2 separate regions of the Homo sapiens genome follow, and region 2 is linked to region 1. Evidence: read pairs that join two places in POLR2A ChIA-PET (ENCODE). Cell type or tissue: HepG2. All regions are shown on one strand. Links, peaks and the distances in the headings refer to the core of each region. The heading gives the core; the rest is flanking DNA.

What was found. Peaks named below come from ENCODE experiments on the same cell type or tissue, not always from the same donor. Only the 100,000 strongest peaks of a DNase experiment are listed, where the experiment ranks them.
Region 2: POLR2A ChIA-PET joins it to region 1 with 10 read pairs; 2 of 35 experiments call an interaction of 5 or more read pairs at or near these places.

The regions. Positions count from the first base shown.
Region 1 is chr13:112,890,412-112,895,775 of GRCh38, reverse strand. It overlaps a transcript of MCF2L not described here. Among named protein-coding and RNA genes, the nearest start is that of MCF2L-AS1, 76 kb to the left of the region's middle. RefSeq lists an enhancer at 3,250-3,999. In HepG2, for the core only: CTCF peaks have their summits at 1,372 and 1,747 (motif pointing right); DNase peaks (open chromatin) are centred at 515, 2,035 and 2,675; H3K4me3 peaks cover 2,523 bases; H3K27me3 peaks cover 1,832 bases.
Region 2 is chr13:112,754,855-112,760,218 of GRCh38, reverse strand. All of the region lies in intron 1 of ATP11A (ATPase phospholipid transporting 11A), which reads right to left. Among named protein-coding and RNA genes, the nearest start is that of ATP11A-AS1, 2.8 kb to the right of the region's middle. RefSeq lists enhancers at 2,914-3,472, 3,473-4,032, 4,012-5,211. In HepG2, for the core only: no CTCF peak of the experiment used is centred there; a DNase peak (open chromatin) is centred at 2,918; H3K4me3 peaks cover 403 bases.

The DNA.
Region 1 (5,364 bases), core at 261-5,260:
ACAGGATGGGGAAGAGCTGAAGGAGAGTCCTGAGGGAGCCTTAAAACCCGGGTCTCCTGCCCACCTAGCTGTCAGCTTGCCCCAGAGTCCTCACTGCCCCCCTGGGACTGAGGGCTCCACAGGCTCCCGGGGTCCCGTCCCCCCAGCTACCCACGGAGGCTGCAGAACTCAGGCAATGCCTGGGTGTGCACTCCGTTCTCACGACCAGCCCTGGACCCCTCGCTCCACAGTTCGCATGTTAGGAGTCCTGGGGGCTAGAGGCTCCTCCTCAGTCCCAGCATCCAGCACCCACCTGGCCATGTGGGTCTCCTGCTTGCCAGGGAGGGGACCACACCGACACTCTGCAGCCTGCAGCCCTGGGGACTGCATTTCTATTTTTGTGGTCAGCCGTGTCGGTCCCCGTGGCCACACATCCTGGGGCCTCCTACAGCCATGCCGGCACATCCTGCCTGGGCGGCCCGGGCCACCTTAACCCCTTCGGGGTCCCGGCTCTGTGAGGGTCATGCGGGCCACGCCCCTGGGCGGGAGTCTCCAGGGAGTGAGCCTGCCTGGGCTCCAGAGCCCCCTCTGGCCCAGCCCTCCCGCAGCATCCTATATAAGGGTCTGAAGCAAGGCCAGGGGCCCACAGCTGGGAGAAGAGCCACAGAGGGCCCACGGCAACCAAGCCAGGTCAAAAGGAGCTCCCAGGAGGAGTCCGCCCAGCCCGCGCTCCACGGCCTTCCCGCTGTCTGTTTGGGGACCTGTGGCCAAGGGGACCCTGGCCCGGGACAAGCAGGCAGATGAAAGATGCAGATGTGGGCCCGACCCCAGGCTACCCTCCCCTCCAGCACTGTCCCCAGCCACCAGGTGTGGGCCCGACCCCAGCCGGACCCCAGGCTACCCTTCCCTCCAGCCCTGTCCCTAGGCGCTGTCCTGGACACTGGCCCCCCATCGCTCTGGCAGGAAGGGGTGGGCAGAGCTCCCGGGGTGGTCCTACGAGGTGCCCAAGGGATCGTCGGCAGAAGCCCGTCCAGGGGGTGACACCTGCCGGGGTGTGAGGGCCCCCGTGACAATGCGGAGGGGCCCTGGGCGCCTGGACACTCGCGGGGTCTCCTCCACTGCCATTTCGAGCCCCCCAGGCGCCTCGAAGTTCCCAGCGCAGGACGCTGGGCAGGGGCCGCGGGGGCCGATCCCAGGCCGCCCTGACCGCGAGCCGGGTCCCAGCGCCTGTCCCCAGCCAGGCTAAGGGGGACGCGGGGGAGACGGCCCCGCTCCGGGAGCGACCGCGACGCTTCCTGCCCGGCTCCGCCCCGCGCCCCCTCCCGTCACCCCCGCGCCCCCTCCAGGCCCCCGCCCCGCGCGCACCTGCCGCCCGTGGTGCTGCCCTCCCGCGTCCGCCGAGCTCCGCGCCCCGCAGGTGTCCGCGCGTCCTGACGCCTCCTCCCAGGGCTGCGCCGACACTGGGCGGGGAGAGAGAAGGGGCGGGGCGGGGCGGGGGCGGGCCGGAGGGGGAGGGGCGGAGAGGGGCCCGGGGGCGGGGGCGGGGCGGGGGCCAGAGCCCAGAGCGGAGGGGGAAGGGCGGCGAGGCGGGGCGATGGGAACAGCCTGCCCCTCTCCCCCTCTCCCCCTCTCCCACCCATTGCTCTCCTCACCCATCCCCCTCTTCCCCCTCCTCCCCGCCGTGCCCGAGGCGGGGGAGGGGGCGACAGGGGGAGGTGTGACCGGGGCGGGCAGCGGGGCGGGGTCGTGCCTAATGGGTGCAGTTCCTGCCACCTGGGGTCACCCTCGGCCCCTTCCAGAGGGGAGAGGGCTGGACAAGGGGACGGGTCGGAGGTCTTCTGGGGCCCAGGCCTCACTTCCTTGGGCTCACATGTAAAACGGGGTCCCACCTGCCCCCCTGGATCCGAGCCAGCTGGCAGGGAAGTTGTGTCCACTCTGAAGCCCCACAGGGACCCAGCTGGGATCGCCCTAGCTGGGATCGCCCTAGCTGGACCCTTCCCTGCAGCTTCCCAGGAGAAAGCTGGGGCACGTGGGACAGGGCTGGGGCCGCTGGAATGTGGCCCAGCTGAGCTGACCAGCCTGTGACATCAGAGAAGTCACTAACAAACCCTTCTGGCCTGTGTTCTCATCTGTGCAGCCGTCCCAGAGCGTCCTGGGGTCCACGGGTTAGTGCACACAGAGCTCCCAGCATGCCAAAGAGCAGACAGATTACCAGTTAACTAGGTTAGCAGCAGAAATCAGGGCTGCCCCTGTTACGTATCAGAAGGGCTAGGGTTTCCCATGTTTAGGTCCTAGGGTAAAAAGGGACAAGAACCCACCTCACTCCTCAGTACTGGAGTGGGTAAGGAGCCGCTGGTCTGTGGGTCGCGGTACAGGACGCTGGCCCCTGTCAGCGCGGCCTCACTTTGGTACCTAACAGTGCAGCAGAAGTTGTTTGCAAAACAAACAAAACAAAACAAAAAAACTATAAAAGACCCCACCATTTAATTCTTGTGTCTCCAAGATTCAGTGGAAACTTATTGATAACTTAAAAACAAAGTAAAGTGGCATAAAAAGGTGAAATCATGGAAGATGTGGACCCAGCTATAGACTTTAGCACTTGCAGTTGGAGCTTTAAAATGTCTCCATTTAGTGGGTAAAAAGAGGAAGCCTGTTTGAATGAAATGAAAACAAAGCTCTGGCAGGAGGGAGGTAAACATTAACCAAGCAAGCAGCGGGAAGTGCAGTCCACCGCGCCGTGCCCACCTGAGGTCAGAACACTGGGAACAGGCATGTGATACACAGAGACAGACTGAGGTCCGGGAGGAGGGTGTGTGGGCCGGGAGGACGGTGCGTGGACCAAGCCTGGCTGCAGAATTTCTCCCGGGGGGAGCACGTGCGTTCAGGGACTGGATCCTTGCTCCTGCAAGCCCGCTCCCTGGAGCAGCAGCAGCATCGGTGACCGTGCAGAGACCCCGGGCCCCACTCAGACCCGCAGGGAGTGGCTCCACTGGGGAACCTGCCCTCCCCAGCGTGCAGAAACCCTGCAGAGACCTGTGCAGGGGACAGGAGAGGGGTCCAGGAAGGGCCAGAACCTGCCAGCATGGGCAGGAAAGGGGGAGGCTGGGCTCAGGGAAGGAGGAGGGATGATTTGAGAGGGACAGGAAATTAAACCCAAGGGAACTCCCTCAACCCAGTAACGTTTCTTCACATAATTAGCCACGGAGACAGGATTGTCACTAGCAATGCGTTCAGGAGCTTTGAGAATCGGAGTGGAACAGGCTTTCCTTCTCAAAGGTGCCTCAGTTAAAAAGGTCAGAGTGGGCCCACATGGTGTTTCTTACCTGTTTTTTGTTTGTTTGTCTTTTTGGAGACCAACGCCCCCTTTCTCATGTTGGCATAAGACCCTCTGGTAACATAGCACATTCTGTCAGACTGTCAGACAGGCTGAATTAAATATCATTTAATCGAGCAATAAAAGTCCAAAGGGAGGCTGCCCGTGGGAACCCGCCCTGAGGATCTCCTGCAGGACGTGCAAGCAGATGGCACCGTGGCTGCGGAAAAGGAGGGGACAGGCAGTGACCCCAGCCAGCCACGACCCCGCTCCACACATTCGTGCAGGGTGCAGGCTCACACCCACAGGCGCATGGACAGTGGGCACCACACTGGAACAGACTTTGCCAGGAAGCACGGATTCCCACCTGATACCCTGAAAGATGCCTCCACCTGCACACCGTGGACGGGCATGGAGCTGGCCCGCAGCCCTCAGGGGACAGACAGACAAGAAGCCAGAACGTCTTCTCCATGAAAGCTTTCCGCATTGGCAGCCAATGCAGCGAAAATACAGAGGACAAAACCCCAAGATGTGTGTGCTTCAGAAAAGGCTAGGGCTCATTCTAAAGTTGAGGCAATTCAAGAGGAAATTAATTCAGCCGAGGACAAAGGCCCAGAGCCGCGCATCAGAGGCTGCCCGCGGTGCCCTGCTGGGGCCAGGCTTGTTAGGGCCGGGCAAGCCCTTTGTGCTCCACCAGCTTTCACAGCCTCAGAAGCCCAGTGGGGCACAAGGAGACTACGTCACAAACAGGTTCCCCTGCGAGCACAGCAGGAGGAGCAGAGACCTCAGGGACAACTCCCGCCAGGGCGTCACTGCCTACCAGTGAGCAGATCCCGCAGGAGCTGAGGCTGCAGGGGAAAGCCGGTTGGCCGCCGCACTGTAGCACACCTGCAGCCTCGGCACACGTGTCTGGGCGCTGCACATGGAGGGGGGAGTACGGGCTGCCTCTGTGGATTCCACGTAAGCCGTGCGGCACTTACAGCGAGCTCAGGTAGCAGGCACCCGGGAAGCTGTGGTGCCCGTGCCTGTGACCCCAAAGGCTGGAATCCTTCCAGGGCATCTCCGTGTGGTCACTGTGTCCCATAAGCAGTTTAGGAAGGTTCATCTGCTTCCAAATTGTTCCAACGTCTCGACTTAGTGTTGGAAACTTTACCATTGGAGATTAAGCGCTTTATGTGAAAGCATCGCTCCCACAGAGATGTCTGTACGGGAAAGAAAAGGAGTGATCGTATCTCAGGTGGGAGACTCCTTTGTGCTCGCCTTACACAGCCGAGGAAGGTGGCGACAGTGTCCTCCCACCTACAGAGGAAAGACCACAGGGCCCCCTTGTAAACCTGTAGCCACCCTGGTTTGTCTCGGAATCTGCCCTTCTGTGTTGGACACGCCACAGGCAGACTTGGGCCTGGCGCCTCTGCAGTTCTGGGTGGCTGGAGGGAGCAGGGCAGGGCTACGCTGGCCTCCTCCAGCCCCCAAATCTGCACAAACCCTGCCTAGACAAGACAGCGGTACTGTCCCTCCCTCACCCCCTCCTCCAGAACGAAAGTGCCGAGGTCTTGGCTTCTCACTGCCCAGGTGCCGTCGGGCTCGGCCTCATGGGCTCCAGCTGTATGGGAAGGGCTTCCTGCCAGCCCTTGTCCCGAAACCTCTGACCAGGGTGGTCTGGCTGGCTACAACCAGGCACCCAGCACCTGGAATCCTCACTGGGAAGCTGAGCCGGGCAGGGGCCCTGAGTCTGTGTCCAGCCAGCCCCATGGTCACTGCGTCCTTCCTGCACCCCAGGCCCCATGCTGGACACAGGGCTCGGCCCAGAGCGAGGCAAAGTCTCTCACTTCTTGGAGCTTATGTCTCAGTAAAAATACATAAAATAGGTTAATGTACACAGACACAGCCTCAAATCGGGGTGAGATTCATGCTGTGAAGGCAAAGAACGCAGACCACGAGGGCAGGTGGGGTGGTGGCCTGCGCCGGGGCCCGCTGAGAAGCAGAGACAGACAGGACCCAGCCGTCCCACGAGGGCCCAGAAGCCGTCCACAGATCGGGAGGCAGATGAGGGTGTGTACGGAGACAGAGAC
Region 2 (5,364 bases), core at 273-5,272, 140 kb after region 1:
AGAGAAAAACAAGAGAAATTACTTTTATTCCCACTTTCTGGATTGCTTACACGGAAGACTGAGAAATGAAAAGACTCACGTTTTGTTTATAAGATGTTAAATGGAATCCGGCTCGGGGATGACACACTGCTCTTCAACAGAGTCAAATCTTTCTATTTCTCTTCCTTTAAGCCCCAAGCTGCATCTGCCACCCTAAGGCATATTGCCAGACGGCTTCCTTCGGTTCCTGTCCAGTTAATGATGACAGGAATTAGCTCAGCACATCGATTCGACAAGGTGGTGCTTTCTGTTGCATGCACTTTTTAAGTGAAAAGCAACTCACATGAAAAATGCATAACTTGTGCGAATAACCTACCCAAGGGCGTTTACAAAAATTAACGTGATTATCTGGTGATAAAATGTTTATAACATTTTATAAACAGAAGAATTTGCCATTTCGGAATTGACTTCATTCTGTCTTCTTGGCAAAATAGGAAAAAATAAAATTGTTCTATTAAAAAAATTAAAAGTTTACAAAACAGGCACTGAAAACCTTCTAGATCATCCTGGAAACATCCTTTACACAGTAAGCAGATGATAAAGAGTACCAATCTCCAATTTCTGCATCAATAAATGAAAGTACATTTGCTGAGCCCTTCACAGTGATACAGAAGTTTTACTGGTGTATAAGTTCAATGAACTGTTAATGTAAAACTGAAAAGTCATCGTCACAGCTGGCTGAATTTGTTACATCGCTCAGGTTAAAAATGTGTCCACGCGCTATTGTTGAAAGAGCACGCAGGTTAGGAAGTCTTCAGAGCAGGGTCTTGGGAGCAACCCCCACCGTCATGACGGTCAGAAGTCTCCGGACTCTGCCAAGTGTGTTGCGGGTGGCTGGAACAAGACTGCTCCCAGGTGAGAGCCTCTGCTTCAGAGCAAGACAGATCCAGGTTTAAACCCCAGCACGCAACAGGAAGAACCTCACCAGAGGGCTGCAGGATGTGGCCTCATCCACCCAGAGTTACCCAGAGCTCCCCCAGCCGCCTCCTGCTCTAATCCTTTCCTTTGCTTGCAGGCACGAATGTTTCTGCAGCAAACCTCTGAGTCCTCACCAAGGATAAGAGGGGACAGGGGAATGGATGAATTTCTATACCCTGCACACGTTGCTGTTTTTACAAGAGAAGTATTTGGTGTTATGTTTACCCACGGAAGTGACAAAATATAAATGTTACTCAACTTTTTATTAAATGAATTGGTTCAATGATTTTCACATCTTAACTGAAAATGTAACGTAAAAAATGAAGGCTACAAAACTGTACGTTCTAAAGCCGATTTTTTGGCTGGTGGCTGCTTCTGCATCAGTTTGCATTTATGAAGAGCACACACCCCACGGTAATGAACCGTTCTGAGATAATGTAACTGTGCAGGAAAATTGAAAAATGCTTCACAAGTGTTAGTTGCTGGAGTATTTGATTTCAAGTGCGAGAGGAGCTAGCAAGATAGATTTAAGAAATGTAGGCTGGGAGCGGTGGCTCACGCCTGTAATCCCAGCACTTTGGGAGGCCGAGATGGGCGGATCATGAGGTCAGGAGATCGAGACCATCCTGGCTAACACGGTGAAACCCCATCTCTACTAAAAATACAAAAAATTAGCCGGGCATGGTGGCGGGCGCCTGTAGTCCCAGCTACTCGGGAGGCTGAGGCAGGAGAATGTCGTGAACCCAGGAGGCAGAGCTTGCAGTGAGCCGAGATTGTGCCACTGCACTCCAGCCTGGGCGACAGAGAGAGACTCTGTCTCAAAAAAAAAAGAAAAAAAAGAAAAAAAAAGAAATGTGAAGTGTTTACTGATCCATTCTTCTTACTTCAAATGTCCTTAGTGGCCAGGTGTGGTGGCTCAAGCCTGTAATCCCAGCACTTTGGGAGGCAGGGGTGGGTGGATCACCTGAGGTCAGGAGTTCGAGACCAGCCTGGCCAACATGGTGAAACCCTGTCTCTACTAAAAATACAAAAACTAGCCAGGCATGGTGGTGCGTGCCTGTAATCCCAGCTAGTTGGGAGGTTGAGGCAGGAGAATTGCTTGAACCTGGGAAGTGTAGGTTGCAATGAGCCGAGATCGTGCCACTGCACTCCAGCCTGGCAACAGAGCAAGACTCTGTCTCAAAAACAACAACAAAAATGTCTTTAGTGTAAAAACAAAGGTTGAGACTTGGATGGAACCTGAGTAGCATGTGTCCCGCACTCGTGCATGTGGCGTGGACTCCCTGGAAGCTTCTGGAAGTTCAGAAGCAGCTCTCTGGGAACCCCACCACGCTGGCCCCTGGCTCCCCTAACACAGCGTGCAGACCTAAAGCCACTCACTCTTGCCAGAACCTCGCCTTTCTGCCGCACACACATGACGCCATCCTTGGAAGCACAGACTGCAGCGAAACACTCAGCAAGACAATCAGGAAGAAAGACGTTTTGAGTAGGTATTTTTAAAGACTTTTCTTTTTAATACAACTTAATTGTTTTTGTAATTTAATGTTTAACAATGTCTCCTGAGATTCCTGAACACTGAACAACTGGCCTGCTGGTCCGTGCCCCTGGCCCTTCCCTTGAGGGATGAGACAAGGAGGCCAGCCTGGGAAAGGAGTGGGCGTCCTGTCCACCTCCGTGAGGGGACCTCCTGCTTTTCCCGATTCAAATCAGTTCTCCTCTGCAGAGGTCTAAAACAGCCCAGTTGTGGAAACACAAAGTAAAATGTGGAAATAGAGAAGCTAGTCTTGACCTGAATAGACCTTGTAGTTTTCGCAAATACCTGTGACAGTAATTAACACCGACATAAGAGGAAGTCGTGATGACACTAAGAGACTCGGAAAACAAGTGGATTAAACACATTGCCTTCTAGAAAAAGCTGCGTGAAATGGGTTTGGAATTTCTGTTTACTCTGAAGATGAAAGCTTCCTATGTTTGTTCACCACTGGAGAGAACACAAAGGCCAGAAACACAGCACGTCTTTGTTCTGCCATGAGCACAGCTCTATTCCCAGACGCTCGCCCCTGCTTTCTGTCACAGGCGGCCATTCTCGTAGGCTGGACTCCCTAAATCCACGAGCTTGCATAGCTCCACCAGTAACACTACAGATTGTAGCAGCAGTAACTTTTTATCTTTTGCCTAAATAAATAAAAAGCACTTAGCATGCTATCTCATGTACAGTAGGTGCTCACATCAATGTGGACTAAATCCACAGAAAGCTAATTCTTCAAATATGATCATTTTGTAAACGATGTAACTAGTATGTAACAATTTCAACTAGTAAATTACTAGATGTAGTGGATGCGTTAGGAGCAGGCCCCGCGCTGGGAGCAGGCCCCGTGCTGGGAGCAGACCACGTGCTGGGAGCAGACCCCGCGCTGGGAGCAGGCCCCGTGCTGGGAGCAGACCCCTCGCTGGGAGCAGGCCCCGGCTGCCACAAGCTGCTCTGGCTGCTGTGGAAATCGTCAGACACCACACAGGCTGCCCTGGGGTGCAGAGGGCCGTGCCCCAGAAGAAAGGCAAAGAGGCATCTGGGAAGCCTCAGCCACCAGCCAAGAAGCACCTCTGACACCGTCCAGGCTCTCCAGGTGAGGCCCACCTGAGCTCAGCCGCCACCAGCGGTCTGAAATCGTGTCTGCTGTTTTTCGTGCCGTCCCCCACCTGCCCCGCCATCCGCTAGACCCTGGGAGGTAAGGTCTAGGTGACAGGGACCCTGTTACCAAGAGAGCGCCCCAGTGAGTGGTCAGACTCAACAAGCACACACACTCTGGGCAGAAGGCAGATACAGGTGCCTCTCCTGGACTGGAAGGGGACCCTGATCCTGAAGCCCAACACGCAGGTGAGAGAGGTGGCCTGCAGGGTCTAGAGAGAAAGAACTGCCAGGAAAAACACTTTCCCCTTTCCTGAAGGCACCGCAACGATGGACATGACCCTTAGTTATTTGGGGTCAGAGGTCGATTCGCACAGCCAGCCAGAATCGTAGACCCTGCCTGGAATCTAACCTGTTTCACAGACTAAGTTTTATTTAATTTGTATTTTGGTTTTGGCTTTGTAGTTTAATGTTGTAAGGATATCATTATAATCAACATATGTCAACACCAGGGTTGCTAAGAAATTTACGCTGCTCTAAGTAATGCTTCCATGACTGGAAATGATTCTAGAATCTGCTCTGAGTGACGCTTCCGTGACCGGAAATGGTTCTGGGAGCCGCTCTGAGTGCCGTTTCCGTGACCGGAAATGGTTCTGGGAGCCGCTCTGAGTGCCGCTTCCGTGACCGGAAATGGTTCTGGGAGCCGCTCTGAGTGCCGCTTCCGTGACGGGAAATGGTTCTGGGAGCCGCTCTGAGTGCCGCTTCCGTGACCGGAAATGGTTCTGGGAGCCGCTCTGAGTGCCGCTTCCGTGACGGGAAATGGTTCTGGGAGCCGCTCTGAGTGCCGCTTCCGTGACCGGAAATGGTTCTGGGAGCCGCTCTGAGTGCCGCTTCCGTGACCGGAAATGGTTCTGGGAGCCGCTCTGAGTGATGGTTCCGTGACCGGAAATGGTTCTGGGAGCCGCTCTGATTGATGCTTCCCTGACTGGAAATGGTTCTAGGAGCCGCTCTGAGTGACGCTTCCATGATTGGAAATGGTTCTGGGAGCTGCTCTGAGTGACGGTTCCGTGACTGGAAATGGTTCTGGCTAACCTTGGCTGCAGTCCTGCAGGGAGGCTCTTCTTGTGTCAATTTTACATGCAAGAAACGGAGGCTCTGAGAGGACCTGGAGGGATCCCATAGGCAGTTCGGGGCCGTCCTCTGGCAAGCGCCCTGTGGGTGACTGCTACAAGGGACGCAGACAAGAAGCGGAAAACCGGTCTCTGGGTGTAGAGAGACTGTCCAAGCTGGGCAGAGTTCTAGGATCCAAGGAGAGGGTGGGACTGTGCAATGGAAAGCAGAAGACACGAAAACCCAGCGACCTCTGACCTGTGAAGCAGAGGCCCACAGACCCGCCCCCAGTCCACGTGCAGCCTGCAGCCTGTCTGTGTGGTCCATGAACTGAGAATGCTTTTACGTCCTTAAATGGTTGAAAAAAATCAAAAGAAAAGTAACTGTTTGGGGACACGTGAAAATGTTCGGAAAGTACAATTTCCTCGTCCACAGTCGCATTTCATCGGCCCACAGTGGTCCTCCTGAGCCATGGACTGACGACGGCGCCCTGGCTACTAGGGCACAGCTGGCACTGCAGAGGCCACGATGCCCAGGTCCGCGCCATCCAGCCCTCGGCAGGAGCTCTGCGCCCACCGCGGAGCAGGTCAGGCACACGCGCTCGGGAGGGGCAAGTGCAGGGTGTCTAGGAGGGCTGGGGAAGCCCTGCAGTGGGGCCGGGCCAGCATTCC